Linked DNA regions of Mus musculus: all the other regions are linked to region 3. Evidence: chromatin loops called from intact Hi-C (ENCODE). Cell type or tissue: left cerebral cortex. All regions are shown on one strand.

The links. Hi-C counts contacts between places; a loop is a spot of excess contacts. Peaks named below come from ENCODE experiments on the same cell type or tissue, not always from the same donor. Only the 100,000 strongest peaks of a DNase experiment are listed, where the experiment ranks them.
Region 1: it touches region 3 in a loop (3-fold over the local background); 10 of 42 quality-filtered maps call a loop at or near these places.
Region 2: it touches region 3 in a loop (2.6-fold over the local background); 2 of 42 quality-filtered maps call a loop at or near these places.
Region 4: a loop joins it to region 3, with 2.3 times the contacts of the local background. A loop is called at or near these places in 10 of 42 quality-filtered maps.
Region 5: a loop joins it to region 3, with 2.3 times the contacts of the local background. A loop is called at or near these places in 13 of 42 quality-filtered maps.
Region 6: a loop joins it to region 3, with 4 times the contacts of the local background. A loop is called at or near these places in 2 of 42 quality-filtered maps.

The regions. Positions count from the first base shown.
Region 1 is chr6:146,639,976-146,644,975 of GRCm38, reverse strand. Med21 (mediator complex subunit 21) reads right to left here and starts at 2,397. Exons shown (of 4, transcript NM_025315.3): 1 at 2,324-2,397. The coding sequence starts at 2,365. In left cerebral cortex, a CTCF peak has its summit at 2,373; DNase peaks (open chromatin) are centred at 1,762 and 2,472; H3K4me3 peaks cover 1,688 bases; H3K27ac peaks cover 1,397 bases.
Region 2 is chr6:146,279,077-146,284,076 of GRCm38, reverse strand. All of the region lies in intron 37 of Itpr2 (inositol 1,4,5-triphosphate receptor 2), which reads left to right. Among named protein-coding and RNA genes, the nearest start is that of Gm35596, 62 kb to the right of the region's middle. In left cerebral cortex, a CTCF peak has its summit at 2,394 (motif pointing right); DNase peaks (open chromatin) are centred at 159, 1,849 and 2,408.
Region 3 is chr6:146,574,536-146,579,535 of GRCm38, reverse strand. Ints13 (integrator complex subunit 13) reads left to right here and starts at 1,701. Exons shown (of 18, transcript NM_138757.2): 1 at 1,701-2,235; 2 at 3,076-3,311; 3 at 4,760-4,834. The coding sequence starts at 3,087. It overlaps Fgfr1op2 (FGFR1 oncogene partner 2), which reads right to left and starts at 1,625. Exons shown (of 7, transcript NM_026218.2): 1 at 1,328-1,625. In left cerebral cortex, a CTCF peak has its summit at 1,958 (motif pointing left); DNase peaks (open chromatin) are centred at 760, 1,678 and 2,027; H3K4me3 peaks cover 3,232 bases; H3K27ac peaks cover 2,427 bases.
Region 4 is chr6:146,632,086-146,637,085 of GRCm38, reverse strand. It overlaps Tm7sf3 (transmembrane 7 superfamily member 3), which reads left to right and starts at 2,494. Exons shown (of 12, transcript NM_026281.2): 1 at 2,494-2,700. The coding sequence starts at 2,625. In left cerebral cortex, a CTCF peak has its summit at 2,411; DNase peaks (open chromatin) are centred at 2,629 and 3,241; H3K4me3 peaks cover 1,544 bases; H3K27ac peaks cover 1,367 bases.
Region 5 is chr6:146,500,042-146,505,041 of GRCm38, reverse strand. Itpr2 (inositol 1,4,5-triphosphate receptor 2) reads left to right here and starts at 2,819. Exons shown (of 57, transcript NM_019923.4): 1 at 2,819-3,255. The coding sequence starts at 3,164. In left cerebral cortex, a CTCF peak has its summit at 2,688; DNase peaks (open chromatin) are centred at 2,811, 3,513 and 4,832; H3K4me3 peaks cover 2,177 bases; H3K27ac peaks cover 1,296 bases.
Region 6 is chr6:145,858,547-145,863,546 of GRCm38, reverse strand. Bhlhe41 (basic helix-loop-helix family, member e41) reads left to right here. Exons shown (of 5, transcript NM_024469.2): 5 at 1-5,000. The coding sequence ends at 695. Among named protein-coding and RNA genes, the nearest start is that of Bhlhe41, 4.4 kb to the left of the region's middle. In left cerebral cortex, a CTCF peak has its summit at 2,926; DNase peaks (open chromatin) are centred at 254 and 2,999; H3K4me3 peaks cover 2,098 bases; H3K27ac peaks cover 1,108 bases.

The DNA of each region.
Region 1 (5,000 bases), 65 kb before region 3:
TTTGCTGTCATTATTTCAATGTAAAATTCTGAATTGTCATTGAAAAGCTAACCTGGTTGGCTTTCTAAGTTGCAGTGTTCTATTTAGCAGCACTGTCATAAGAAAGAAAAATATAAATGAAGCTTACTCAATACAGCAGCTAGTGTTCTGTCTTGTAAATTCATTCAAGACCCATTATTAATCTGTTCAAAAATATTTATTGAAAAACCAACTCCATGACAAGTACTGTATATATTATAGAAATGAACATGGAGTTTCCAGATGGCAGAACAAATGTTAATATTGCTCTGTGTTCCAATCTACTTTAGCTCTTAAGAGCTGAAAACAATCCACTGTAACTCCCTAGCCACATATGGGGTTTGTTTGCATCATCTAAAAGTCTCTTGAGTTTATGACATCTTTCTAAGCTCCTAGAATAGTTCTTTGTAAACACATTCCCTGTAGACACAGTAGGCATACATATTAACTCAATTATCAGTACTCCTAAGACTATATCGTATCCTTAACATCCTAACTATAGGACCTACATGAATATGCATACTTAGGAGATGAGCTTCTACACAGCATTATTAAGATTTGTAAAACCAAAAAAATTTAAATTAAAACAAGAAAGACTTGTAAAATTACAAAAGTATTTTCTTGGGAGAGGTTGGCTGGCAGCCCAGGGAATCTTTGCAAAACAGAATGTACCTTGGTGACTTCATCAACATTTAAGAGATAGCCCCTCAACTTTAAAACTACTTTATTTACACAGAATAGACTAGTCTTCCCACTAGTAGATACACAATTTCAATGTACTCTCAAAAATGATGAATTACCAAGAAGCCTTGTTATAACATTCCTGTTTAAAAAACACTGTCCAGAGAACTAGGTATTTAGATTTTTTTTTTCAGCAGGCATATACTGTGTAGGCTCTTCTACATCAAACTACAACCAGAATGACACTAAGAGATTTTAATTACCAATGGAAAACTGTTGCACTATTTTTGTTGTTGTTGTTTTGGTTTGGTTTTTTTTTTTCGAGACAGGGTTTCTCTGTGTAGCCCTGGCTCTCCTGGAACTCACTCTGTAGACCAGGTGGCCTTGAATTCAGAAATCCGCCTGCCTCTGCCTCCCAAGTGCTGGGATTACAGGAATTAAAGATGTGGGTCACCATTCCAGGCTCAGTATTTAGTTTTCCATTCATGTACAATTAAGCCAGAATAACAGCCAGAGGCGACAAAGTTAGAGAAGCTAGCAGTTTTCAGGAGCTTTTGTTGTAGATTTTGATTACTGGGCTGTTTTTTTTTTTTGTTTTTAACGCCAATCTGGTCTCCACAGTGTGCAGGTCAGCCAGAGCTACACAGTGAGACCATCTCAAAACAAAACAAAAATCCCTCTTGTGTACATTCACTGTTCTGTGGTACTGTGCTGTAAGAGCTTCACTCCACCTATAAGAGCCTCTTAGGGAAGATCGTAAAGCAGACTTAAACAAATGCAAAGAAACGGAGAGGCCAGGATCTGGCCTCTTCTAGACGTTACTCTCCAACCATTGGTGCTGGAGTCGCCAAGAGCGGAGGGAGGAGTGAAGGCCTACAGAAAGCAAGGCAAGCTCACGCCCTGGTCACTCATACACCAACCTACAAACACTCAACACTTTGTTGTGGTCTTTTGTGTTTTGTTTTCTGAGATGGGCTATCAAACTGGAGCTCAGGCTGGCCCGGAGCTCGCTGCAATCCTCCTGTCTCAGCCTCAGAGGTGGAATCACAGGAGAAATCCGTTTGGCAGGTTGAAATTGAAACGCGAGGGAGGGATACACACAAAAGTGCTTAGGCGTGTGCTGCCCCACAAAGGAAGTTCTAGAAGCATCCCTGGAACTTGAGTACTCGCTTCCTGGCTACCTGGCCGCAGACCTTGAGTCTCCTCAGGAGAGGCCGTCGTCGGGTCCCCTCCTTATTAGCGGCCACTCGTTCCCTTCCTCAAGTTCGCACCTCACCAGAGGCCCCGGGTCCCATGGCTCTCAGGAGAGACTGGCAGGTCCCACATCCTCTCAGGAGAGACCCCCGGGTCCCACCTCCCTTAGGAGAGACTGGCGGCTCCGACCTCCCCTCAGGACAGGCCCCCGGGTCCCGCCTCCCCTCAGGACAAGCCGCCCGGCCCGGTCTCCCCTCAGGACAGGCCCGTCTCCTCAGACCCCGCCCTGTGGACTACGTGAGACCCAGGCCTCACGGGGTGCGCCGCCCGCGGCGACCTCAATCTGCGCGCTCCCCGGGGCCTTGCCTCGCCCCTTCCTCCTCTCTCCGCGTCAGGAAAGCAAGGCTGGCGAGCAGAGGAAAGCCCTCACCGAGTTCACAGCGTCCTGCAGCTGAGTGAGTCTATCCGCCATGTTCACCACGCACGCAAGGGTGCGCAAAAGCTGCTAGAGCGCGAGCGATTGGCCAATTTATGACGCCTCCGGACCAATCACAGGCCTTCCTCCTTGAGGGGCGTGGTTAAGGAAGCATGCTGCCGGGGAGGGGCGGGGCCAGCCTGCGGGCCTGCTGACGTCAGGCGGGTGGGATCCAGGGCTGGTGTGGGGGAGGAGGGACGCGTGCAGGCTGAGCTGCTACGGGTTCGCGTTTACGCTGGACCGAGCCTGTGAAGGGAAGGTGCTTCCTCCATTCTGTCTGTTAGCTCTGACGAGGCTATGCCTCACGGTGTAGTCCTGGCTGGCCTGGAATGTGTTTTGTTTGTGAGGGGTTTTGTTTTTGTTCGTTCGTTTCTTTGTTTTGTTTATCTGGAACACTTGTTTTCCTTTGCTTTTACTTTGCAGGTATACCACAAAGCATACTCGCAGCCCGCCATTCACAACATTTAAATTCGAGAAATTAACATTCTCCAGGAAATCAAAATGGCTAGAAAAGGGTGGCTAATTAGTTTGGGGCAGGAGGTGCTTACCCAACTGGAGACTAGATTAGTGCTTTAATTCTGAGTGGGAGTGCCTGGGGGAAATGGAAAGCATTAAACAGCTCTGTGATGAGGAACGGGTGATAAGTAAAGTGAAAAGGAGGAAGAAGAGCATTTGAAGGTAGGAGGTGCAAACTCTGTAGACCAGGCTGGCCTCGAACGCAGAAATCTGCCTGCCTCTGCCTTCCAAGTGCTGGGATTAAAGGTGTGCGCCACCACGCCCGGTCTAGGCAGGTTCGATCTTAAGAAAGATCAGCTTCAGAATGTAAATTTAGAACTGGGGCTTCCTGACAGTTTTCCGTGTGAAGGGTGATAGCAGAAAGGTCATTTCTGTTAGCCTGGGGATATTCTGATGGGAAGTGAGTCCTGAATCTGCAAATACCTGGTTTGTGGAACTCAGACAAACTGTTTATCATAGTTTCCAAGATGATCATTTCTGGAGTTGGAGGTGGGTGGGTATGTGAGCCTGTTTTTTGTTGCTACAACTGAATAGCACAGACAAGCAATTACAAAGAACGTTTACTCCCTACAGTGTTCTGGAGGCTGGGAAGTCCACTATCAAGGTGGACTGTCATCGTGAGAGAGCCTTCTTGGTGAATCCTAACAGAGGAGGACATAACAGATGAGGAGGTTGGGAGGTATCCACCAGAGAAGACTCCTCAGATGTGGTTTAAGCCAACAGATAGTCATGATTAGCCAGCCATCGACTATACTGGGTATTCAGGATCCCAGCCTTCCTCAGGGTGAACTTTCTAGCACAAAATTCGTATCTTGAGTTGACATGACTCAGTTAACAAAAATAGTTGGGTAGAAGTGTAACTACAGAAACCAAAAAGCAAGGTTAGTACATTTACAGACTTTCCCAGAACTATGGACTTTGATATGGACTTTTATTTTCGTTTTGGCAGGTGGTGCTGCCTACATCCTCAGTTTTATGATACTTCATCGTAGAGTAAGTTGTGCTAAAATCCGGGCCTGTTACAAGGCAGGGCAAGAGAGCACACGTCAATCACATTATAGCCCATCAACATGAATGGGCCCTTAAGGGGACCTGAAGATCCCAGTCACTTTCCAAAGGTCTCAAATCCTAGTAACACATGACTTTGGGATTTAAAATTCTAGTAGATGGAATGGCATTTTGAAATCGAGGAAATAATTTTGAGGATCTCAGCTTCTGGGATATTTTTTCCCACTCGTCTATAGGAAGTTCCACTTGTGTTTCACATCTGTCTTCATTTCCACCAACAGTGTACTTTACCACTGTGGTCAAACTGGGAACCTCCACAGGTCTTGCACTTCCTCTTACAAATGAAATTGACAGTTAGGTTTGGTAGCACTTGCCTTTAATCCCGGTACTTGTATCTCTGAGTTTGAGACTAGCCTATTCTATACATCACGTTCCAGGGCAGCCAGAGCTACATAGTGAGACCATGTCTAAAAAAACCCCAAAAATCTGGATGGGTTAGTGCACATCTTGCACACAGACATACACACAGACAAAACTCCCCTATATAAAATAAATTTAAAAAATTTCTCTACACAAAAGCAAAAAAATAAAAGAGCAGACAGAAAAGAATGAAAACATTTTAAAATTATTTATTGTGTGTGTGCATTATGTTTGTGTGTGTGATATGTATGTGTGTATATGTCACAACGTGCATGTGAAGGTCGTAGAACATTGTAGAATTGTTCTCTATTATAGGTGAGTCTTAGGGATTGGACTTGGGTTGTCAGGCTTGTTCTGCAAACACCTTTACATGCTGAGCACCCGTGCCATCTTGGTTAAACACTTCTGAAAGAACACTTAAAACAGATGGTTACTGATAGGCTGCAACTTATCCCACTTGGTAAAGAGTCTGAGGTTGCCAGCCCCATAGAAGAGAGCTGCCTGAAGTACAGGAGCCACCTCAAGACATCCTATGCTGCAATGGGGCCTCCTCAAGACAACCCATGCTGCAATGGGGCCTCCTCAAGACATCCCATGCTGCAATGGGGCCTCCTCAAGACATCCCATGCTGCAATGGGGCCTCCTCAAGACAACCCATGCTGCAATGGGGCCACCTCAAGACATCCCA
Region 2 (5,000 bases), 300 kb after region 3:
TTTCGAACATCTACCACGTACTTCAGTATTGCATCGGCTTGGTTCCTGCCTGTTCCACCTGGAGCCCAAGACTCTGAAGCCTTTCTGGGATACTCCCTCCTTTAAGCAAAACAACACCATCGGTTTGAGTGTTTGCAGATTGCCCAGTAGAGTTGGAGGTTCAGTTTTTTACAGTTGTTAGCTTTTGTCTGAATTGCAATTATGATTCAAATCTCAGACTCCACTTCTTACATAAGCATAGCCTGGGAAAGCAAGAGAAATGTGTTAGGCACATAGCTTGGTATGAGGAGCCCAGGGTAATGTATCTAGTGAGACCTTGGGATGATTTGAATGAGAGAGAGAGAGAGAGAGAGAGAGAGAGAGAGAGAGAGAGAGAGAGAGAGAGGGGCAGGCCAAGGGTACTACAGAAATGTGTACTTAAGTGATTTCTATTTGAAGCATCAAGCCCACTTACTTCAGGTTCTCTTGCCCTGTTAGAGTATAGTCAAGTGGGGCGGGTGGGGAGAGTTGTTGGTCCCATAGCAAGCAATAATCCCACAATGCCAGTGAGGGATTGCTATATCAATATACCAACCTCCAGGGTGCATGTAGCCATTGATTTATGAAAAGCATAGTTTGTGACCTATGGAGAATTGGTCATCTCTTAGGCGGAGTCAGACGAGACTTCTGCCTCCCAGGCTCAGCGTCTTATTTCTGAAAAGGACAGCCCTGATAGAAATTTCATTCTGCTCTTCCCAGTCAGTGAACAGTGCAAACCTCAAACCCTGTAGAGCCACCCTCCCGGGGTGGGGGTGTGGGCAGCCTTTGTTTCCCACAGGCTTTGCTCCCCATCTCCCAAGTTCCTCTTCTCTCCCTCTGTGACCTGTGTCCCTTCCCTTTTCCTGGGAGAGCTCTCTTCCCCAGGCCCAATGTTTTCTCAGCTCTTCATTGGTTAGCCACTAGCTTCTCCCTCATCCTTGGAGTCAGGAGCTGCGGGTGTGTGTGTGTGTGTGTGTGTGTGTGTGTGTGTGCGCGCGCGCGCACTTCTCCACTGCTCCCTCAGGGCTGATTCCTATCCTACCTTTAAGATCCTAGCACTTTCTGGGGTGGAGGCTTTGACTACATCATCCTGACACCTGCCGATATTCCCTCCCTTCCCTCCCTCCAGCCGACCCTTAGGCATATCTAGTGCTATAGGCGACACCCACTAGTAACAGGGGGTTTCCTTCCATACCATCCTGCTGTTAATACTCTAGCCTCTCAGCTCTCAACCTTTGCCCCTTCTGTGACCTCTCTGCTCCATCACCCTTCCTGAGACGCCCTGAGAGTTTGCACCTCTAGGAGCCACTGACTATGCAGCCGCTAATCTGGGAATCCCAACACCCAGCCCTGTACTCTGCTGTCCACTCCCTTTGCTTTCAGCTGTGCTGCGTTTGGCCATCCCTGGACTTAATCAGGACTTCAGATCCCTCTCACTTCCCACCCACTCAGCTCGTTCATCCTAGTGTATATTAGTCTCAGGCTTAATAGTCCACTGGTGAGCAGCTGAGGCAGGAGACTAGCTATTTATCCCTAAGGCAATCTTGTGTAAAGGAGGCAGGGTTACTTCTCCTAAGGTGTTGGAATGTTGTTGACAAAACATGAGGCAAGAGATGTGAGATGGGCTACAAGGACAAAACACCATGCTTTCCCCGGCACAACTTCCACAGATGGACTCTCAGATGAAGTCATTTGGCTGGCTTTCCATCCGCGTCTCACCTCTTTCTGCATAAAGCCAGGATTTTGAAAGTTCCCTTTCAAGACAGCTTCTGCTTGGTTGTGAACGTGGGCACTGTGTGATCTCCAAGAGTGAAGTGGCTGAGGGATCCTGAGGCTGAGAACATATGGGTGACAGTCTGCTTCTTCTAACAAGACATCTGCTAGGCTCTCCCGCCTCGGAGCATATGCTGTGGTTTGCCAATTGTTTTCATAAATATTAATCTCTGAGATCTCAACTGACAGACAAGTTGTTCTCTTGGGTTCTTTTCTTATTTTCACACTCCATGTTTGAATGATTCTGCCGCATTACAGTGAAAACTTTTTTTTTTTTAAATACAAAGTTTATATTTTGAAAAAGGGGGCTACCAAGTGTTTAAAGACAAAGCATGACTTTTCCCTTTGCATTGGGATTTTCCTTCTTTCGTAGTTTTAACTAAATATTTTGTCTTGCATTGGTTTGTGGAAGCACGTGATTCACTCCACCCTTCACCAGTACCTCAGGATGGCATTGAGTGATCGGTTGGTTGAGGTAATTATTCTGTCCTCCTCTAAAAGGATAAATGCATATGTCTTAGTCCAAAAGTATGAATTTTAAACTTGAATCATGATTATGGACTGTGAATAGTTCAGAGACTGTGCGCTTGAATCAGTGCTCTCCAGCAGGTGGCGCTCATGAGCGAGGTGGTGGAAATGAGGTCGCATCTCATTGGTGGAAATGATTCTCCGGGGCGGGGCTTTGAGATTTTATAGTCTGGCCCCATCTCTTGTCCTGTGTTTGCGACTACAGACACCACGTGACCAGATGCCTTTCACTCCTGCCAATGCCTTCTGGTTCCCTTTCCTTCAAGTTACTTCTTGTCAGCTCGCAGCAAAAGGAAAAGTAACTAAAATATACGTTAGGTTAACACGGAATTCCCAATCAGTGAGATAACTGCGTAACCCTGTATCGCGATCAGCACGCCCGCTGCCTGCACTGTTATTTTATGGCGGTTGGCAGCTGTATTGACCATATGTAGCTCTGCAGTCTCTCTGCGGTTCAGAGGAAGATTTTAAGCCACGTGCTGCTGAGTTTCGGCTTGTTTTTTATCATGTGGCACTCCTCGCTTATTCAACTGTTTTCTCTAGAGGCCAGTTTTCAGAGCATTTTAAAGGGTCACGATTATTGCAAAATAATAAAATCATTTTAATCTCAAGAATGGAAGGTATCCCATCCACATAGGTGCTTGATCTGAAATCTGTCAGGCAGTTGGCATTTTGTGTGATGCTGAGGATAAGAAACAGCAGTTGACAACATTTGCAGGAATGCTGTGTGGTCTTCTTGCTGTGTGGTCCTATTACTGGGTTAGACAGTCTCCTTAATTAGCCACCTCCTAGGCACTGGACTCAACCAGTCGTCTTTTTCCAGGGCATATTTAAGAGCCCCCCCTCCCCCAGTGTGTGTTACTGCATGAATGTGTGGAGGTCAGAGGACAACCTCTGCTGTGGTCAGTCTACCTTGTTGCACACGGGGTCTCTGTGTCGTTTGCCATGTTCCTGTTTAGCTTTTATGGCCAACTTGATACATCCCACAGTTATCTAAGTTAACACATCCAGGGAATCACTTCCATCAAACTGGCCTGTGGGCATTTTTTATTGCTAATTGATTTAGGAGGACCAGCCTACCATGGGCAGTACTATCCCTAGGCAGAGGGCCCTGGACTGTCCAAAAAAGGTAGCTGAGCAGGATCGAGAGAGAAACAACTAGTAACAGTTACTCCATAGTTTCCATTCAGTTCTTGCCTCAAGTTCCTGACCTGACTTCATTCACTGGTGGCCTGTGACCTGGAAGTGTAAGCTAAAATAAGCCCTTCCTCCCCTAAGTTCTTTAGTCAGAGCGACAGAGAACCAAGCTAAGACAGTTAGCATGCTAAATGTACCAGACTCTCTGGCCCTGAGCTTCTGGGGACTCTCCTGTGTGCACCCCTATCCCTGGTGTAGGATGCTGGGGTTGCAGGCATTGTACCACCACACCCAGCTTTACACAGGTTCTGGGGATCTGAACTCAGGTCCTTCTGCTTGCACCGTAAGCCCTTCACCCTCTGAGCCCTCTTCTCAGCTGGAGGGGAGATCTTCATGAGCGATCTGAGCGTTGGTTTATCTCTTCACTCCTTCATTCTTGATTTTAAAAGTAGAACACCACAACGGAGGAGAAGACATAGATAAAGTGACCTCTTCTGAGAGCCATGGAGGAGATATCTGCATCCTGCTTCTCTGGTGGGCTTGCAGGTGGCTGTCATGTCCCCTCACGTCTTCAGTCATTCTGCCTTTGCATATATGCTTATCCAAATTTTCTCTTAGCATGACATTAGTTGTACAGAATTAAGGCCAGCCCAATGGCTGCATATTAATTTAATGGCCCCTTCAAGGATGGTTTTTTTCATTCAGAGTTGGGAAGTGGGGTTTGGGGCAGCAGGACTTACCTGTGATTGTGGGTGGAATATGCTCAGACTGACACAGTTTCGTTCTCTGGTCACCCCACTGTGGGTCATATGTGAATGCCTCCTGTCTGCTTCTTGTGTCCTTGTGCAGAGGGCAGGCACACTGCGGACAGCAGGTCTTTGGCATACACTACAGAATTAGGAAGGTGTTTTGAAACATGTTTATCTAAACATGTTCAAACCAACAAAAGAAATTTAAAAGGGTTTCTGCCTTCCTCTTGGATGGTATCCCTACGTTCAAACAAAAGAGCTGACTGATAGAAGTGTTCCAATGACACTGAGACCTCTGTGTGGATGTCTGAGCAGAAAGTTTGATTGGGTACTGAAAGAGCTACTGTATAGAAAAAAGCAATGTGGGAATTGGAAAATCCATAGAATTTTTAAGTTTTCATGGTCACAGTTTTTAGCCCAGTGATGCAGTATGCAGTATACAGTCCCTCCAATTTTTATTGACCAGTTTTAATGGTTGATGTCCTTTGGTATTTAGCAGTTCTTCTGGGGTATCCTTTCATCAGCCTGGTCCCTTTCATAGTAAATGCATGTATAAATACTTTATCCAGGTCCCTGATGAGAGCTTGGGGTTGAGTGTGTAGGACTGGGTGGTCTGGGTTTGATTGTCAGCAATGCAAAACAAACAACAAACAAACAGCAAACAACAAACACCCTTCGCCAAAAACTGTGCCTTGTTATGGAGTAGGCACCTGTCTTAGTTAGGGTTTTACTGATGTGAACAGACACCATGACCAAGGCAAGTCTGATAAGGTCGACATTTAATTGGGGCTGGCT
Region 3 (5,000 bases):
AGTCATTTGAATACATAGGGTGTGTGCATGCATGTGCTTTTGATATTATATACAATCTCCAACCACTAACAACAAAAGTACAATTACATAAGTGTTAGGAGTACATGACTGCTCATGTTCAAAGCAGGTAAGTAAAGGCTTTTACCCTAAAAAAAGTTCCTTTAGGTTCTAATATTCTGACTTCTAAGAGACAGAATTTTTATATCAAATTCTTTAGAATGACATTATAAATAAATATATATATGTGCGTGTATGTGTATATATATATATATATATATATTGCTTGCTCTGTGCCAACACTGAGATAGCATTTGTTTTAAACATGAATAAGACATGATTCCAGACTCAAGTTCAAGCTGGCAGGAGAGACAGGTAATTGAACAAATAATACATCCTAATGAATACTGCAAAACTATGTCAAGAGCTATCCGAGTTCATTGTACTGTCAATGTCACCGGAGGGAGTCTAAAAAGAATCATCTATGAATTGGGTTTTGATAGATGATAAGACAGAAGGAAAAGCAAGCATTCTAGCAGACTATATGGACTCACATGGCACAGTGTTTGGAAAGGAATTAGGGGTGGCAATAAGATGACACTGAAAAGGTAAAATATGATGAGATAGGATGGTAAAAAACCCTGATGAATCGATATGCTTAAATTAGAACTTGAAAAAGTTTCAGGCGAATACATGTCACAGTAAGTATGGAAGGCTGAGGCGGGGACACCGGTTTGGGGTGGAGGAAGGGCAACTGTAACAGTCACAGTGAAAGAAGCAAAAAAACCTGGTGCAGTGTGAGTGGAATACAGAACGTAGGCAGTTCTGAGGTCCGTGTTCTGGAAAGGAGGACGGGAAGAAAAGAGAGTCCTCACTCTTGAGGAGCAGACACAGATGCTGGTAGCAATATAAAAAGCATGTGTCTTTCAAAGAAAACCTTAGAATGGGATAAAGAAAGAATGCGTGCAGACCACACACACCAATAAGCATCCTGTCCACACACATCACTCTGAAAGCAGAGAACTGCACTGTTCTTGAAAATGGTGGAATGCACACACTTGGAGCTTCTGAAACATTTGTCTGGAGAAAACCAGTTTTTCAACTTGAAACCGAATTTGGAAGGCCGCTGAGGGACTCAAACGATCCCAGCAGCTCCCTCAGGACCGTGGCTAAGTCCCAGGCGCAAACGCGGTCAAGTGTGCTGAGGTAAACTCAACAGTGACAAGTCCCTCAGGCCACCGCCCACGGAGCTCCCGAGTGGCAGGAAGGGGAACCCGGAAGGGGTGTCCCGCGGCGTGCAGGCCCAGGGTTTTCAGGGAACTTTCCGTACCTCAGTTCCCGGCAGGACCTCAGGGAGAGCACGGAGAGAGGAAGCCCGGCTCAGAGGCTCGCCCACGCGTGTAGTTATTCCACTGCGCTTCAGTCCCCCTGGGGCGACGACCACCCGCGAGGTGGAGTGCCCACGGAGTGGTCTCCGCGCCCTCGCTGCGCCTGCTCAGCGAGCGGACGCACAGTCCTGCTCACACAGCGGCGGGACGTACGGGAAACCCACTCGTCTCGGCCCCATCCCGGGCGGACCAGAACCTCCGCGACCCGCAGCCGCTGAGCGACAAGCCTCGCGAGACTTCCCTCTGCTGGTTCCCGAAGGCCCCACCCCCGGTAAACGGCTGGCCGTTGATTGGAGAACGGGGAGGGGGCGGGGCTTCTCTCCTCGCCCCCCTCTCAAGGTTTTGCTCTGCCGCTCGCACACTCTCGCGTGTTTTCCGAGGGGCTACCGGCCCGGACTGGAGGCGGAGAGGGGAGGTTGGGTGGGTAGGCTCTGCCTGTCCAGAGCCGAGGCTGGCTTGTCCCGGCCGTGGCTTAGTACTTTGTGGGGGGATCTCTCGGGTCGTCCTGACCGTTCTTCCCTACGGTTGATTGGGAACAAATGTTAAAGGCTTTTTTTTTCCCCTCACTTGCTCCGCCCTCTTCCGGTTCGGCCTCTGGTGGCTTCTAAGGAGAAGGGAAGATGGCGGGGCTGTGCGAGAGCGCCGTGCGCACGCGCGAGTCCGAGTGCGCTCTTGTGCTTGCACGCGCATGCGCGCGCCCCTGCGTTTAAGCAGCCGGAGTGTTGGGAGATGAGCCGGGCAGTCAGTCTTCTGCGGGTTGTACCAGACCGACTGTGCGCCGACTCCCCACCCACCCTCGTCCGCCTTCTCTCTCAGCCTCCGTTCATTCACTGCAGGACCAGGCACGAAAGTAAGCGAACCTCGATGCCGAGGTCTTCCCCATCCACTCACCTCGTTCGCCGCCCCCCACCCCCCTTGCAGTCAGGTGTGTGCAGAAGGTTTGCAGACAGGGACTTTGGCGGGGAGGGGCGGTGCGTTCCAGAGCAGCAGGAGGTAATAGCGGGACCCTAAGGTGGTTTGTTACCTTGAACACTTGCTGTTTCCCAGGTGCTTTAGAATGTAGGTTTAAAAAAAAAATTTTTTTTTTTTTGGTCTGTAAAATTTTAGGAGCGAAGCAGGGCAGTGCACCACATGTTCTGTGTTTATAAGAAAAAGTTTTAGAAGTGTTTTCTCTTCGCCAGCATGGGATAGCATCTGCTTGTTGTGGTCTACGTGGTGAATTACTGTAGTGTATTGCAAGTGGAGGGAGAGGATGAGTTTGAAGCCATAGAAAGACGCAATATGCAGTTACCGTAGGAGATGTGTGTCTATTTTGGGTTGTACTTTTGCTGTCAGTCTTTTCCTGTTGATTTCCCTTAGCCCCTAACAAGGATCACCATAAATACATTTGAGGAATTAGATCTGTGATTTGTAGGCATAAGAATCAAATACAATGTGCACAGATGTTTTCTTCTATTTTAAGTGCTTTGTAAAAGAAAAAAAGAAGTATGAACTAACTTCATTTGGTAGATAGACTGCATGGTATGATGTGGCATATTCTTTGAACTGGCACCATTACTTTGGCCTTTTTTGCACAAAATTCTCAGAACTTAGGATCCGTATCAAATCTTGAAAACACACTTAAGTGAGAAATCATTTATGATAAATGTTATGTGTCATCGTTTTGACTAGTTTGTTTATCCTTTTACAGGTTAAAACAAAATGAAGATTTTTTCTGAATCTCATAAAACAGTGTTTGTTGTGGATCACTGCCCATACATGGCAGAATCCTGTAGGCAGCATGTGGAGTTTGATATGCTGGTGAAGAACAGGACCCAAGGCATCATCCCTTTGGCTCCCATCTCCAAATCCTTGTGGACTTGCTCAGTAGAATCTTCCATGGAATATTGTAGAATAATGTATGACATATTTCCTTTCAAAAAGCTGGTGAGTGTTATGAACACAATTGTGATGGGATGATGTACTTAATTAACTGTGTCTATAATTATTATGTGAATTTACTGTAGATTTATAACTGTATAGTTCAAATGTATGTAGAGCTGCCCTTTATGATTAGTGCAGTGTTGGTATTTAGTTGCAGACAGCAGTAATGATGGCGCTGAGCACTTACAAGATCCAGGTGTATCCCAAAGTACTGTATACCTACTGGCCTCTCCAACAGTCCAGTGAAGTATGTACTATCTATACATGTTAGGCCATATATAAAGTATGTTGTAAGCATGGAACAGGCACTGAACTTTGAGAACAATTGGGAATGTTGAGGTTATTTTGTAGCCCTGGCTGTCCTGGATCTCACTTTGTAGACCAAGTTGGCCTTGGACTCACAGAAGTCCACCTTTCTCTCAAGTGCTGGGATTAAAGATGTGAACCATTTCCCCAACTCCAAAAAACTAAGTTTTTGTTGTTGTTGTTGCTGGTGTTTTGTTTTTCTTTTCTTTTGTTTTCATCAGTAAGAGGAAACATTGACATTTGATAGAAATTCCAAATATTAAAGTTACCTTTAGGTTTGAGTATCTTAGATGTTTCAGGGTTATTTGCAAGTAGATGGCATGTGTTCGATCTTACTTGCAGAAGCCTAAGCTGGAACCTAGCAGATGAGATTTTTTTGCTTGGCCAAGGTCCTTATCATCTTACCTGATCGGATTTTGTTTTGTTGTGGTGCTAGGATTGATGCTAACACTGCATGATAGGCAAACACTATATCACTGAGTTGTATTTTCATCCCTTACAGTATTTTTTAACTTTGTATTTTACTGAGGGTGAAGAAAGAATGTAGTTTATGACTGTTATTTGCCTGTCAGTGTGGCTGTCTGTGCCTTTCATGGCTATCAGTGCTCAAATACCCTGCTTCTTCAGGGTTACCTTTAAACCTTCTACTTGTTTTGGATTTTGCCTTTTGGGAAGTGTATTTAAATTTAAGACCTTTTACATCTGCTGTTTGCTGTACTTGGAGTTATCTATTCCTGGCTTGTTTTGTGGCTGGTTCACTAGTCAATTTGTAGCCCCCTCAAGTTGCTACGTCTGTAGAGGGCCTATGTGTCAACACCTGGTCTTGAGTAGTTTTGAGTTACTTTTCATAGCATTTATCATTCCCTGAAATGACCCTGTACATTATATTTGCTTGTGTTTTTCCTATACTGCTTTACCACATTTTTCACCCCAGACATTCTCTACATTGTGACAGAACTGTTTTATCTATCTCTTCTTTCCCATATACTCAGTGCTGGAATAGCAGCTGCATGTCCCAGGCATTTATGCCTGTACAGTAGATGGATCAGATGATTTCCAGTGCTAGGAATCGTGTGTGGTTTTACAGTGTGATGGTGACTGAGAAAGTAGAGTGGAATACTAATTGTTTCTTTGACGTCTATTAGGTGAATTTCATTGTTAGTGATTCGGGAGCACATGTTTTAAATTCTTGGACTCAAGAAGACCAAAACTTACAGGAGGTATGTGCAGTTTTTGAAAATTATCTGAATGTGGTAAAACTTTCTAAGAATAATTTTTTTTAATTCCTGTATCTAATGCAGAATTTTAATATCCTAACTTATATTACAAGAAAAACAGCTCTTTCCATTTCAGCACCCCCCAAGAAAATCTCAGCTCTAGTGTCTT
Region 4 (5,000 bases), 58 kb before region 3:
GGTAAGAGCACCCGACTGCTCTTCCAGAGTTCAAATCCCAGCAACCACATGGTGGCTCACAACCATCCGTAACGAGATCTGACTCCCTCTTCTGGAGTGTCTGAAGACAGCTACAATGTACTTCCATATAATAAATAAATAAATCTTTAAAAAAAAAAAAAGAGAGTACTGGTAGCTCTTGCAGAGGACCTGGGTTCAATTCCCAGCACTCACAGCTCACCACCATCTGTAACTCCAATTCCAAGGGATTCAAAGCTCCCTTTCTGGCCTCCTCGGGCATTGTATGCACCTGGTGCACTAATACTTATTCAGAAAAACACCTTCATACATGAACCTAAAAATCAAACACAGAAAAAAAAAAAAAAAAAGCAAGGCAGCCGTCCCAGACAAGTCCATAATGGGCCCCGTGATCCTGGAGTGCTCTTCTGTTGCGTGGGCTGGCGGCTCTTCAACAGCACACAGATAGGAGATTTGAGAAGTAGACTGAGGCTGTGAGTTTTCAAGGATATTTTTGCTTAGAAGAGAGAAAAAAATTTTTCCCCATGGGTCTCAGCAAACACTTCAAAAGCAGACCTAAGGTCAGCTGTAGTAGCTTAGACAGTTGCGGCAGGAGGCAACAATCTTCCAATGTTGTTCTAAACAAACAAACAAACAAAACCCAAGCACTGAATTCCTTTATTTATTATTTTATTTTATTTTATTTTATTTTATCTTATTTTATTTGCAAAGGGCTCTTAAGCACAAACAGGGGTTCTTTGCAGCAGGAGGTTGAGGCCAGCCTGGGCTACATAGTGAATTCTAGGCTATCCTAGGCTACCAATGAAAGGCCCAAGACCGTGTCTCACAAAACCAAAATAAGTAATAATAATTAAAACAATAAAGAAGCACAAGGAATGTAGCTGATACTTGAGAGAAGCAGGCATGTGTTTAATGTGTGTGATATGACGACTTGGGATGTTTGGTTTAATGTGTGTGATATGACGACGTGGGATGTTTGTATTCCTCTGTTACCCTTACCTGGAAATCATGGATACCTTCATGCTGACTTTCAGAGCACACCCATGCTGCAGACACAAGGATACTTTAAGTCAGCTGTTCTCAACCTGTGGGTCTCAAAACCCTGGGGGGGGGGATCATTTCACAGGGGTCACCTAAGTCCATGGAAAACACAGACATTTATGACATAGCAATAACAAAATTATAGTTATAAAGTAGCAACAAAAATAATTTTTTGGTTTGGGGTCACCATAACACGAGCTGTATTAAAGGGCTGCAGTATTAGGAAGGTTGAGAACCACTGCTGTAAGTGGTGTTGCATAGGAATGACTCCAGCACTGTCCATTATGTTAATTTGTTTACTGATTTTATCATTACTATTTTTCAACAGTCTCACTATGTATGGAGTCTGTGTTCTCCTGTTCTTGGCAAGCTTCCTACCTCAGCCTCCGAAGTGCTGGAAAAACAAGCACCAGACATCCTGCCTTTTCCATTTAAAATGTTATCAATTTATTTTAAAATAGGTTTAGGTTACAGGAAAAATTGCAAAATTTCTCATACATTTTACATCCGTTTCTATCATGGCTGTCATTGGTATCCTACATTGAGACATATCTCAGTGAAAAGAGTGCGACAGGTTATATTATTAACTCAAGTTTGTGTTATGCTTGTTTTTTTTTTTTTTTTTAAGTTTTCCCCAGTCCCCTTTTCATAAGTGCCTTTTAAGATACTAAGAATCCTATTTGTGGCTTGGGGCACCTCACTGTGCCTCAATATCTCAATAAAATATGAAATTCATTAGTGGTGGCACAAGTTTATCTTCCCAGCCCTTGGGAGGAAGTAGCGAGAGGTCAGAAGTTCAAGGTCATCTCTACTGCATAGCAGCTGGAGGTCACTCTGGATTGTGAGAGACCTAGTCTTAGGAGGGAGAGAGAGAGAGAGAGAGAGACAGAGAGAGAGAGAGAGAGAGAGAGAGAGAGAGAGAGAGAGAGAGAGAGAGAGAGAGAGAGAGAGAGAGAGAGAGAGAGAGAGAGAGAGAGAGAGAGAGAGAGAGTTATTTTGCACAATTAGAATGACAAAAAGTAGCTGGGTGGTGGTGGTGCATGCCTTTAGTACCAGCAGAGGCAGGCGATTTCTGAGTTCAAGGGCAGCCTAGTCTACAGAGTGAATTCCAGAACAGCTGGGGCTACACAGAAAAACCCTATCTTGAAAAAAAACAAGGAATAAAAGGAAAAGAAAAAAGAAAGACAGAAAGAGGAAGAAGAAAAGAGAAAGAAGAAAAAAGGAAGGAAGGAAGGAAGGAAGGAAGGAAGGAAGGAAGGAAGGAAGGAAGGAAGGAAGGAAGGAAGGAAGGAAAGAAGAAGAGAGAAAGGAAAGACACAAAAGCAAGAACTCGTCCCGGCTTGCCCCGTGAGCCCGGGGAGCCCAGAAGCCCCGGCAGGAGGCGCGCGCCCGCAAGGGCCGGCCGGGGACGCGCGCGGCTGTCGTGCCGGAAGCGCGCGCCCGGCGGGGCTGGGGCGGCAGGTGCACGCGCGGGGCCGGCGCGCTAAAGCGATGCGCGCGGGCGCTCCGGGGTAGCAAGCGACCTGGCCTGCGCGCCCCTGGCCCGCGCGCCCCGGCCCGCAGCGATGTGGCGGCTGCGCCTGCTGGTCCTAGCGGTGCTGGCGGCGGGCAGCGCCGAGGCCCAGGCGAACTCCAGCGACGGTGAGCTTCCCGAACTTGCCTCCGCTCCTGCAGCAGGGCCGCAGGCTGCCCGGCTCTGTGCAGCCCTCCCCGGTTGCAGATGCGCGTCAGGCCGCGGGTTCGGGACCGTGTCCATCCTGCCAGCGCCTGGTTTGGGCTGGGAACCGGGAAGAGATAAGTAGCCCCCTTTGAGGCATTCTTCCCGGCAGGGAGCAGCCATGTTTGTGGTTTTAATTGGACGCATTGAAACGGCCTTTTAAACTGAATTTCGGGGAGGACGCCTGTAAGCGCAGCACCCCTGAGGCTGCGACAGGAGGATTATGTGTTCGAGACCGCCCGGAGAGTGAGCGTCAGGCCCAAACTAAAACCAAACCGAACCCGTCGGCTACCGGTAGCAAAGTCCATCGAGGAACTAAGGCGTTCCACGCAGTAGCTGACTTTGATACTCCGAAATCTAGTTGCTTTTTTAACTGGGTGACGATTTGCAGTTTGAGAGGAAAAATGAGCCAGTGATGGGACGTGAAATCCTAGGTCTTGTGCTGAGAGAGAGGGGTTTAGCGACTGTTGGGCAGGAGCGGGGGCGTTAATGGGAAGCATGAAAAGCACTAATTGTGCCACGCTGGTGGTCACGTGTTGTTTCTGGCTGCGTTAAGTACATTCCTTGTTTTGAGCTCTAGACAAGTAGCAAATACAATAGTCTTCTGAGTGATGGGATCATTTCTCCTAATGTTTATCTGTGAAAAGCCAGGGATAGTACCGCACTTTAGGATCTTCGAGTACAACTAAGGCCAGTACTGAAAAGTACAAATATTTGTGTGTTAAGTGTATACACACACACACACACACACACACACACACACACACACACACACACACACACACCTATTTTCTTGAAGAAAACTCTGGCTTACAGCAGAGAGGAAGCATTGGCCTCTGGCCCTGGCTGAATGCTAGGTCCGTTTCACAGCCTGAGTACTCTAATCCTCAACGCCCCAGGAGCTAGCAATCAATCCAACCCTCTGGAGGCTCCAAATGCTCGTTTGCTACAAACGTAGCAACACCTGGTGTGTTGCCCTGCAAGTTGCATGACCCCTGCACTTCAGCAAAGCCACTTTCTGAGAGGAATATCTTGCCCCCGGGCTGGGGATGTAGCTGAGTTGGTAGAGTGTTCGCCTAGCATTTAAGCAGGCCTGGTGCCCTTCCTGAGCATGGCATGGACTGGGTGTGGTGGTACAGGCCTAGACCCCAGCATTTAGAACGTGGAGAATCCAGAGTGCAGAATCAGATTCAACTATATAAGGATTCGGAGGCCAGCCTGGACTACGTGAGACCCTATCTCAAAAAAAAACCAAAAAAACAAAAACAAAAATCAAACAAACAAAAAACCCCCAAACCTTTCACAGCATAATGCTGTGTTATATTTAATCTGCGAGTGCGTATCTTCGGAACATCCTTCTGAAGGTGGGAGAGAGGAAGGGTTGAGCTTGGGGTTGATTTGGAAAGCTCCTGTGTCTGGAGGCCTGGGAGCCAGAGCTTTTATTTCCAGTTTGGAGTTTCAGTACTTAATATCCGGAAACTTTTCACAGAAAGAGAAGCACTTAGTTGAGGATTGGGGTTTTCCTTACCTTGTCTCACCTCTGATTACGGCACGGCACTGCTGCCTTCCTGTGTGCTGTTCTTTCTGTTTTAAGTTAGTATTATTGTGTGCAGGAGAGGGATAGAACTGAGACACTCAACAGCTGTGTGATTAAAAGCTGATATTCCCCATCTGGCTGGTGAAAGGCAGCATGGACATTACAGACAGTCGAAGGGTGAGCCTCCCGTGGATGGCGGAGCTGGGGTTATGGTACAGGTGACAGCAGCTGTACCTCTTGCCCTGAGTGTTTGGACTGAGAATTAGTCCACTTAGGAGGGATGCACTTTGTCGCTGCTCCTAAAGTTGGCTGCTGTGTCAGACAATGGAGGGAAGTCTAAGGTGCCTTTTAGTAACGCAGTCGACGAGGGAGTTAGTTGGGTGGTTTTAAGATACGGATCTGATTGGGAAAGAGGAGAAGATGAGGAGTGGAAGGTCTTCTAGAATGGAGTTAGTGGAAGGAAAAAGAGACTCTGGCTGGTTAAAGATGGAAAGTACGTATGAAAATAGAAAACCTGACCCTCCCATGCTGATGGCAGTTTGGGTTGCTTTTGAAATGTCAGATAAAGCAGAGCCATCACTCTCCCAAGTTCCGTTCGAGTAACCACGCCATCTTGACTGGGCCGCCTGCTCTGTAACAACCTTTGATGTGCTGTCTGCTTCCCACACCCCAGTCATAAGATCTAAT
Region 5 (5,000 bases), 74 kb after region 3:
AGTAATGACAGGTAAATCGTCATGATATTTGCTATCTACATCAAAAGATCCTGAAGATGTGTGTGTGTGTGAATATGTGTATGAGTGTGTGCATGTATGTGTAGTGTGTGTATGTATGTATGTGTGAGTGTGTGTGTTTGTGTGTGAGTGTATGTGAGCGTGTGTATGTGTGTGAGTGTGTATATGTTTGAGTGTGTAGTGTGTGTGAAGACAGCCATAAAACTTGTGATAAATTATAAATATTGATGAATGCACTGTATTATTTTGAAAAAGTCTTTCACAAATTTGAGATTATTAAAACAACAACAAAGAACAGGTAATTCCTCAGTGAGGCCTTTGCCTTTGTCAAGGTTTGCTTGAACCCCGTGTCCTGGGCCCTGCCCTTATCTACCCATGTGGTGGGTGAATCTTCATTGTCAACTTGACTACATTTGGAGTTGCCTAGGAGGCACACCCCTGGGCATGTGTGGGTGTTTTCAGAGATGATTAACTGTGGAGGGAAGACCCATTCTAAATGTGACTCTATTCTATGGGACGGGGGTCTCAGGCTGAATAAAGGGGGGGGGGTGAACAGGACAGATACCTGAGCTCATTTGTCTGTTTCCTTACAGTAGATGTAACAGCTGCCCTGGGTTCCTGCCGCCATGCCTTCCTTCAAACCCCAAGGGAAAGCAAACCTTCTCTCTTTAAGTTGCTTTTCCCAGGTGTTTCATCACTGCAACGAGAAAACTTACTAATGCACTGTCCTCTTCCAGAGTGATGACAACCCTCAGCTCAGACCTGTTGGGGTTGGTTCTAATGCTACTTGTAATTAATACAAATTTAATACACAGGAACCGGTATGTATACCTGTAAGAGACTGAAGGTTCCTGCCCCCAGTTGGCTTTGATTGGTGAAAGAAAGAGCTGCCAGCGGCCAACAGCTGGGCAGGGAGACAGAGGCGGGACTTTTAGATTTCCTGGGCAAAGGAGAATGGGAAGAAGAAGGAGGAGAGTCACCATGATGGAGAAGCAGAGAGATCAGATTAAGAGCTGCAGGAGAAAAAGCATCCAGGCATGTAAGAGTCAGAGAAGCAGCCCCAGGCAAGGGAAGGTATTGAGAGGTACCTCGGGATGATGGCGTCTTACCCTAGGTAACTGGACTCCTGTCCTGGGACTCTTGGTTTTAGGGGGCCCTACTCTGGGTTGAGGCTGGTCTCACAAGAAGCCAGAACTTGGGAACCCAGCTTGGCACGTTATCTGTTTGTCAGGAGAAACAGTCACACACCCATTTTGTTCCTGTTGGCCTGACTTTGTATAAGAAAACCTTCCAGGTTTAGGCCAGCAATTGTTGAGCATCCATTGGGCCATCTCAGAACACAACTTCCAATGCTCTGGATAGCAGATGCCTCCATCCCAGACCCATCTTGTTTCACCTAGAGATTTTATAACTCAGAGCCCATCCCTTGTTTCCCAACACCAATATGAACGTAGACAGGACAACTCCTAATGGGCACCTCTCACCTACTAAGTCACCAGATCTGTGGGCTGGTGATGTGGCTCAGTTGGTGGGAGGGAGAGGAAAAGGAAGAGAGGCATTGGAAATGAGAATACACTGCTTCTACACAAGGTGGGGTTTGTCCCACACCAAGACTCGAGACTGGCATTTCCTTTCTGTTCCTTGCTGTCTAAAACCTTTCCATCCCAGGCATCTTTGAATTGGAAGGCAAAACTCCCCTAAACTCTGATTTTGGTCAGCTGTGGTTTGATCACGGCATTCGCCTCTTCAGTATCTTCCACAGGGTAGGACCAAACATTTCTAAAACAGTACTCTAGAGGTGGACTGACACACAACAGAGGGGTTGCTCCCACTCATGTCCTGCCTCCAGTTTTATTTATTATAACCTTGTGTGTGTGTGTGTGGGGGGGGGGTTACAAAGGCTGTCACCGGTTCCTGGAGATGGAACCCAGTTACCCTCACTTGTGAGCCCTCACTGCCATCGCTGACCCACCCACTGACGGTCACCAGGGTGGTCACCATAGCAGCTGCAGCTGCTGGATCCTTTTATCCAGTCATGAACTTAAGAAAAACAGGATCCAAGAACAGCTCCACAGGAGTGTTTCCTCCTTTCCTCTTCTCTTCATTTGTGTCTTCTTCAACCCTTTCCTCCCTCTCAATTAACTTTTCCACTCAAAACATACATCCACTCAGACTCCAGCTTTTACGGTCAGGATTCTCCAGGCCTCTGCGTGGTGGTGCGAACACCACAGCGTTTCACCCACCCTACTCCCACCCCCTCCCACCCCCATCGCCTGCGGGCTCCTACTCTCAGCTGGACTGTCACCGGCGCGCCAAGTTCCAAGCAGCGTGGTTGCTCTGCGCCCTCTTCCAGTCGGCGTCCCTCAAGGCCGGTTCCATCTGAACCCTCGTGTCGGCAGTTTTCCTCCAAACCCCTCTAAGTCCCTTGCCTTTTGCAAATAGGGATTGTCTCTGCGCGCTCCGGGTCGTCCTGTCTACGCTGGCTGCACTGCACCCCTTCCCAGCCCGCATCTGGAAAGTCCTGGGTCTCTCCTGGGTCCTTGGGGTCGTCTTCCCTCCCCTCCCGGAGTCACTCCAGACTGTCGCTGCTGGTCTCGGGGCTGCCCCTCCAAGATCACCCTGAGCCAGAACCAATGCCCCCGGCTGAGTCCCCGTTACCCCCGCAGCGCCGCCCAGCGTGGCTCCCACGCCTCTGTCCTGGCCGCTTCGGGGTGGCCCGTCCCCCGAGAACTGGCCCCGCCCCGGCCCCGCTCCGCCCCTGGCCGCCCAGGCTTGATTGGCCACGCGCCCCCCTCCCCGGGGCTTCTCCCCGCCCTCTCGGTCCGTGGGCACCGCCACCTGGTCTAAAGAGTCCCCCAAGGGGACCTAGAGGCTCCGCTCAGGCCGGGAGCGAACTGTGGGGACGCAGAGGGCTCGCGGGCCAGGGAGGAGGAGCGAAGGTGTAGGACAGAACTTCGCCAGGAACAGGAAACCTACTGCTGGGCAGGGGCGGCGACGGCGGCGCGGGGCCATCGCAGTGTCCCCAGCGGTGGCCTCGCTGCCGCTCCTCGAGCAGAGCTGCTTGGACCCCTCTGACCCAGCGGGCCTGAGCTCACCCTTGCGTGCAGCGGAGACAGCAGGGACAGCCACAGGAGCGTGAAGCAGCATGTCTGACAAAATGTCCAGCTTCCTCTACATTGGGGACATCGTGTCCCTGTACGCGGAGGGCTCGGTCAATGGCTTCATCAGCACCCTGGGGTAAGCAGGACGTGCTTTGAGCAGCGCCAGCCAACTCGGGTCCCTGTCCCTCTGGCGCGCGGCTTGTCTGGGGTCTGCGCCTGGGACAGCCCCGGGTCCCCTAGGTCTCAGCGCGCAGGAAGCCGCGAGCGCTTCTCAGCAACTTCATAATCTCCAACCCGAGACACATCCGAGAAGAGGAAGTGGTTCGCACGCCCCAGACAGGCCCTGCGAGCCTGCCTTCCCTGCCTTGTTTTGATTAAAATGTGTGTTTTCTCCTCATCTTCCCTATGGCCCGTTCTCAGCGCGCGGCTGGAAAGAAGGGTGGGTTGAAGTCCCAGGCTTTGGCCATGAAAGTAGGCGATGTGCACCGCGCAAATGTGGCTTTGTCCTGCTGGAGGAGATTACCAGCCCCTCTTCGCTGAAGTAATTTCCTTTTGGCCTTGCCAAAGGAGGACTCACTCCTCAGGCTTTGCCAAAACTGGCCTCCTGGGCAGCCAGGGTTCTAGAACTCAGCTATTCTCTCTCCCTGTCCATCCCCTTCGCCCAGTGAAAGGAGTTCAGCCTACTGCAAGGCCCTTGTGATTCGAGTTTGTATATGAACTGGGGAAATACTGATGTATATCATACAGAAAAGCAGCGTGTTAGTTAGGTTAGGACCATTTCTGGTTTCTAGAAAATTCCTTCATGGTGTTCGCGCTGGTGAACAGTTAATTGCACTCTATGATATATTTTAGTGCACAGGTAGTTTTTGGTTACTTCACAGGACTTGCCTCAGACTGTCTTATCTGAGGAGATTGAGGCTGGTGACTGCTCTCAGCTGTTAGGTATTGGAGTCCTGTCCCCCGGGCTGTGAGGGAGAGAGCCTTTCTGTGACTGTGTTGCGTGCCCAGTGCCTTCTCTGGAGGACACCAGTGGCTCCACAGTTCCTGTTCTTTGTTCATTTCCCCACAGATTGTGGGAAGGAAGGTTTAATTGAATATCTTTTCCATGTTATTTGCTCCTGAGATTGAAGTGTGAAAGAAGTACTTAGTCCAAGTGTTTCTGCTTGATCCAGTTGTTTCTGAAAGAATTCACAGTCCAAGTCTAGTCTGGGTCCAGGATAGTGCTTCATTGATGAATCCTGTCAAACTTGGTAGGCATGAAAGGTGTCACCATTTAGCAGCTAAAAGGAGGGGCTCTAGAAACAGAAGGTTTGTGCTGGGATCCCCACCCTTTGGTTTGCAAACCTTATGACCCTGGGCAGGTTATGAAATCTATCTGGGCTACATCTCCTGAGTTTAAAAATGGAACTCACAGTGGTTTCTGCATAGGGGTGTGGGGAGGAAAGAGGTAAGAGAGGCAAAGTGCTTACCACGGCAAAGCCGTAATGACTACATTCATAAGTTAATTAGCTGATGCAGTAATTATCACCACCCAGACCAGGCAAGAGTTCAAGGGTCACTTGCAAGGTCGAATGTGGATAGCGTACAAAGCAAACACTGGAAGGGCTGAGGAGGTCAGCTCCACAGTAGGCATCGTTGGGACCAGGAGATGGGGACCAAGAGAAGTGACCGACTCAAGGAACAGAGGGTATTTGTGTCCAAAGCCAGGACTCTACTCCTGCCTCAGACGCCCCGCCAAGTGTGTCCTGTTCTGCTTTCAATAATAACTGTAGACACAGAAAACCAGCATGAATGGCTGTTGCTGTGGTGTGCTCGGTGGCAATCAAAAGTGCTTATTGTAGTCTGTGTTTCTCGGTGGTGATTTGATAGTGGAGTTTCCTT
Region 6 (5,000 bases), 720 kb after region 3:
CCGGCAGGGGCTCTGGGCGCGCGCCCTGCAGCGCGGGGGCTGCGGCCGCCTCGGGTCCCGAGCGCGTCGCCCGCTGCGTGCCGGTCATCCAGCGGACTCAGCCCGGCACGGAGCCGGAACACGACACGGACACCGACAGCGGCTACGGAGGCGAGGCGGAGCAGGGCCGCGCGGCCGTCAAGCAGGAGCCACCCGGGGACTCGTCGCCTGCGCCCAAGAGGCCGAAGCTGGAGGCGCGCGGCGCGCTCCTGGGCCCGGAGCCCGCGCTGCTCGGCTCGCTCGTGGCGCTTGGCGGGGGCGCGCCCTTCGCGCAGCCCGCTGCCGCGCCCTTCTGCCTGCCCTTCTATCTGCTGTCGCCGTCCGCCGCCGCCTACGTACAGCCCTGGCTAGACAAGAGCGGCCTGGACAAGTATCTGTACCCCGCGGCGGCCGCGCCCTTCCCGCTGCTGTATCCCGGCATCCCAGCAGCGGCCGCCGCTGCTGCTGCCGCCGCTTTCCCTTGCTTGTCGTCCGTGCTGTCGCCACCCCCGGAGAAGGCCGGCGCGACCGCCGGTGCCCCGTTCCTGGCGCACGAGGTGGCGCCCCCGGGGCCGCTGCGCCCCCAGCACGCGCATAGCCGCACCCACCTGCCGCGCGCTGTGAACCCGGAGAGCTCTCAGGAAGATGCCACGCAGCCGGCCAAGGACGCCCCCTGAACCCAGCATTCCTTCCAGAACAGGGCAGGGGGCTCCCGAGGAGTCGCCGGGTTTCCAAGTTCAAACGTCCTCTAAAGCGTGCCAGGGAGGAAGAGTAAGCGATGCTCGACAGGCTTAGGACAAAAACAGGTGTTTTGTGTATGTTTGGAGTTCCTGTTTTGTCCGTCTCACCCTTTTGCCACCCCACCCAGTACCCTTTCACACCCCCTCCCCCGTCCCTGCTGTCAAGGAGCCTCCCTGATAAATGGTTATCTTCTATTACTCTCCTTACCTTTAGTTCTCGTTCACTCTTTCCAAATACAGACTCTGGTTCAGGAGTCTGTTGGGTGGGAGAGCCATGTGGAATGACTTAAGAGTGCCTGGTACCAGGGCTCGACCCAAGCCTGGAACAGTAGATGTGTCTCCCAACTGTCCCCTTAGGAGGTGGTCCATTACCTGAGAGTCTCTGAGAGTTACTTTTACATGGCAGTATTTTGTATTGTTCATCTTTTTTGGAAGGTACCTATTTTCAAAGAAGTGAGAATGCTTGTTGCCCGGTTATGAGGTGGCTGGAGTGTGTCTATACCTTGCACCTGTTGGGAGAAATTGAGAGTTGGGCCATCTTGAGGCACTGTGGTGGGAGCTGGAAGAGGGAGGTTGGAGCCTTGGCGCCTTTGCTCGCACTTTATTGACAAATTGACCTCAAACCCTTTGTTTCATGTCTCAGCTCACACATATATGTCATAGGTTATATATTTGTGTTTCTGATCCCTCATTATTTTATCCATCATGGTCCCAAATTTTTGTAACATTACTTTTTTTTTTTTTTTTTTTTTTTTTTTTTTTTTTTTTTTGGAGAAGGACATGGATGTTAAAGTGCTCTGGGCTGGGAAAAGAAAAGTCCAAACAGATTGATTGTTGAATTCTTAGATGACAGAAGTGGAGAGAGGGGCTTGCAGTCCCTTGTGATGGGAAGTGCTGTGAACATAGAGAAGGCCTTGCCAGGCCTCTCAAGGCTGTATGTATTTTTCGGGAGACCAAAACCAGATACCAGAAGAAAGTTTTTCAAAATCAGGCATAAACCAAGACCTTGTCTAGATATTTTTAGTTTGTTGCCAAGGTAGCACTGAGAAATCTCACTTGAATGTTACATAAGGGGTGAGACACAATAGTGAAGAAAGTTACCTGGGGCTGTGAGTGTTCGGGTCGTTTGCTGCTGCTGTTGCTACTGTTTGCCTCAAACGCTGTGTTTAAACAACGTTAAAACTTCTTAGCCTACCAAGGCGGCTGTATGTACATAGCTGTTGATACTCCCAATTAATGATGTCTGACATGCTATTTTTGTAGGGAGAAGATACCTGCTAATGATATTTTTAGTTAAAATATCTTTTGGGGCGGACTTGGTGAAATGTTTGCACTTTGGTTACATGCTTTTACTGCTTGGTGCAAGCTTACGCTGTCTTAAATTATTAAACAAATAAAAATATTATCTGCAAGAAAAACCAGCTGGTTTAGACAAGTTTAGTATGTAAAGATAAGCTAGAAACTATCTTTATATTCTAGTATTTTCAGCACTCCATATTACCTAAATATTGCCACACTATTTTGTGATTTAAAAGTTCTTACTAAGGAATAAAATGTTTATATATGATATGCGATGGTCTAATAATTAAACGATACTGGGTACCCAATGAGTTTTCAGAGACTGCTGTGTACAAGGACCTGAGCTCATCTGCGTACTTGGACGCTTTCCGTTTGGTTTTGGTTTTAATATATTTAATCACTGGTTTCTCCAGGGAGACTCCTGGTTTGGGCCTTGGGTCCCCACTTCTCCCAGTCTATCTTAATGAAAACCACAGAAGGAATAGTCTAGCACTCGCTGGAAGGTCGTTCATTGTAGACCCAGTTTGCTAATGTTTTTTTATGATTTACCTGGTTTGGGTCTGTGACCCCAGATACCCTCTCTTGTGTGGTCTGCTGTTTCTCTTCTGCCCAGGTCTGAAACACACTAGGGGGAGAGATGTTTCATTCATGCAAATATTTTGCCTTCTTAACTTTTACAAAGTAGCCCTGGTATTGGGAGTTTGCCTTGGAGTTCAGGAAACAATTTTAGGCTTTTCTCAAGCTTAAGATCATACCTGTGCTTGGAGACAAAGGGCTGTCCACTTTCTTTGGGTAGTGGTGTTGAACCCCTGACTTAAGGTGTATGAGTGACAGTTTCTAAGAAACTGTAAGGGAAGCACTCCCTCTGCTGACTGTGACAAGCTGACTGTGACAAGGCATGGTAAACCGGAAGCCACAGCTCATACATCTGCTAGGTCAGTCCCCTGAACTCTGTAAGGGAAGAAAGTCAGGCAAGGTCACAGAGGCACTGGCCAGAGCATGACTAGGCCCAGCATCTCCCTCTACTTGAGGACTTCAGCTTTCTGGGCCAAGGATGCTGGTTTTGATGGGCTAAAGCTCCTGAAACTGAACAAACCAACCACGGGGGCAAAGGAAACAAAATTCAGCTAATGCTGTCAGCTAGAGGCTCTGTAGAGCCTTGATAATGTCAGTCACGAGAAAGATGGCTTGCCCTAAATTTAAAATTACATAAAAAAACAGCATTTTAAGTATTGTGAGCTACATCTTGTTGCCATTATTGTCACGACTGAAAAGAAGATGCAACAGTTGACATTTGCATGGTTTTGTAACATGTAATAGAAGCTTTCTTTTTTACTTTGGCCAGGTTTATAGGTTGCTTATTCAGTCTGAAGTTATAAATAGTAACATGATAAAATTACGAAGTTAGGGCAGAAAATAAAAATAGTAGTTTCCGTATTACATCTCATGTGATCTCGTGTGTTTCTAGGGATGGTACTCAGGACTTTGGACAATCTGGGCCAGAGTGCTACCACTGGCCTGGGCCCTCAGCCTCTGGAAGCTATTATTTGAGTCAGTGGTTGATTTTAATGAATTAACAGCTGAGTCAGAACCCACTAAGGAGGTAGAAGATTTGAAACATCAGCTGAACTTAGTACATCATGTGATCTTCCAACTTAACAACTACGAATCTTTATTCAATAATGCAGTTAGTATTCATTAATTTTGCATCGATAGACTTAGGGAACTTTGTGTTGAATTTATAAATGTTCTTACTAACCAGCTAAAATTTACATTTTCAAGGTGTTGGAAACCACAGCTGTGAAACTCTACCTGGCATTCTAGTCCCATGGTTGTGGAAGTCCTTTGACTTCACGCTGTTACTGGCTTAAGAGACCAAGAGATTTGCGATTCCTAGCCTGTGGTGAGTGACCTTAGCCTGGTGACCATAGCCTGGTGACCTTAGCCTGGTCCTTTTCTGTCACTGGTCAGTCAAGTGTTTGTCCTCTCCATAGGAGGTGACTGCTTGAGACCTTGGGAAGACAGGGCTGGACAAGCAGACCTTAAAGGCTTTTTATTTCAGGATGAGCAGAGTGATTTAAGACTCCTTATGTGAAGATATAAGCCTCCTCATGTGAAAGAGGCATTTTTTTTTTGTCTCAGCAAGCACATCTCTTACTAAAAACTCTTTTCTTCATCTGTTGACCCTTTATTCCAATATATTAAGTCCCTCTACCAACTATTCTCTTGTTAATTTAAGCAAGTTCTAAATAGATTTATAATATGCTCACTCCTACCTCAAGTGCCAGCTTTTCATGAGTGAATTTGGTGGAGAATTGAGAGAAAAATCTCATTTTCTAGGGACGGGGGATTGCACTGCAAATGTGCTAGTCTCAGAGTTCCGTGTCTGCCTTAAAATCATATTTCTGGTACGATTGGAACAAACTCTAAACAAATACAAAACTGTACTTTAAAAAGAGTTGGTATTTTAAAACTCTGAGTCTTGAGACACTCCCGTAAACAGCAGACGCTTCTAAGTTAATGTATTATTTTTCTTTTCTTTTCTTTGGAAAAAAATAGTGGAACGCACACTAAAGTTTATTGTATCTATCCTGTGGGATGTTCTAGGAGCTACCCTATGCATATGCAATGTTTCTAACGATCTAGGGATGGGAGCATCAATGTAACACGATGTGTTTTTGTGTGTGCAGTGTTTGCACTTGGGCCGGCCCATCCGGAGCAGTTGTGTCAGATGATTTATACTGAGTCGGTTTCACAATGAAGCGCTGGCTGGCCTGGAACTCCTCTATCGACCACATGCCTCTCTCTCTCCTGAGTGTTGAGATGAGAGGCGCCACCACACCTGGCTACATCTGTTTTTTCAGGGTTTCAGCCTTTCCCTAGCCAGTCTGCTAACTGTCACTTCTCAGTGGTCAGAGAGAGGCCTCCAACACATACCTGGTT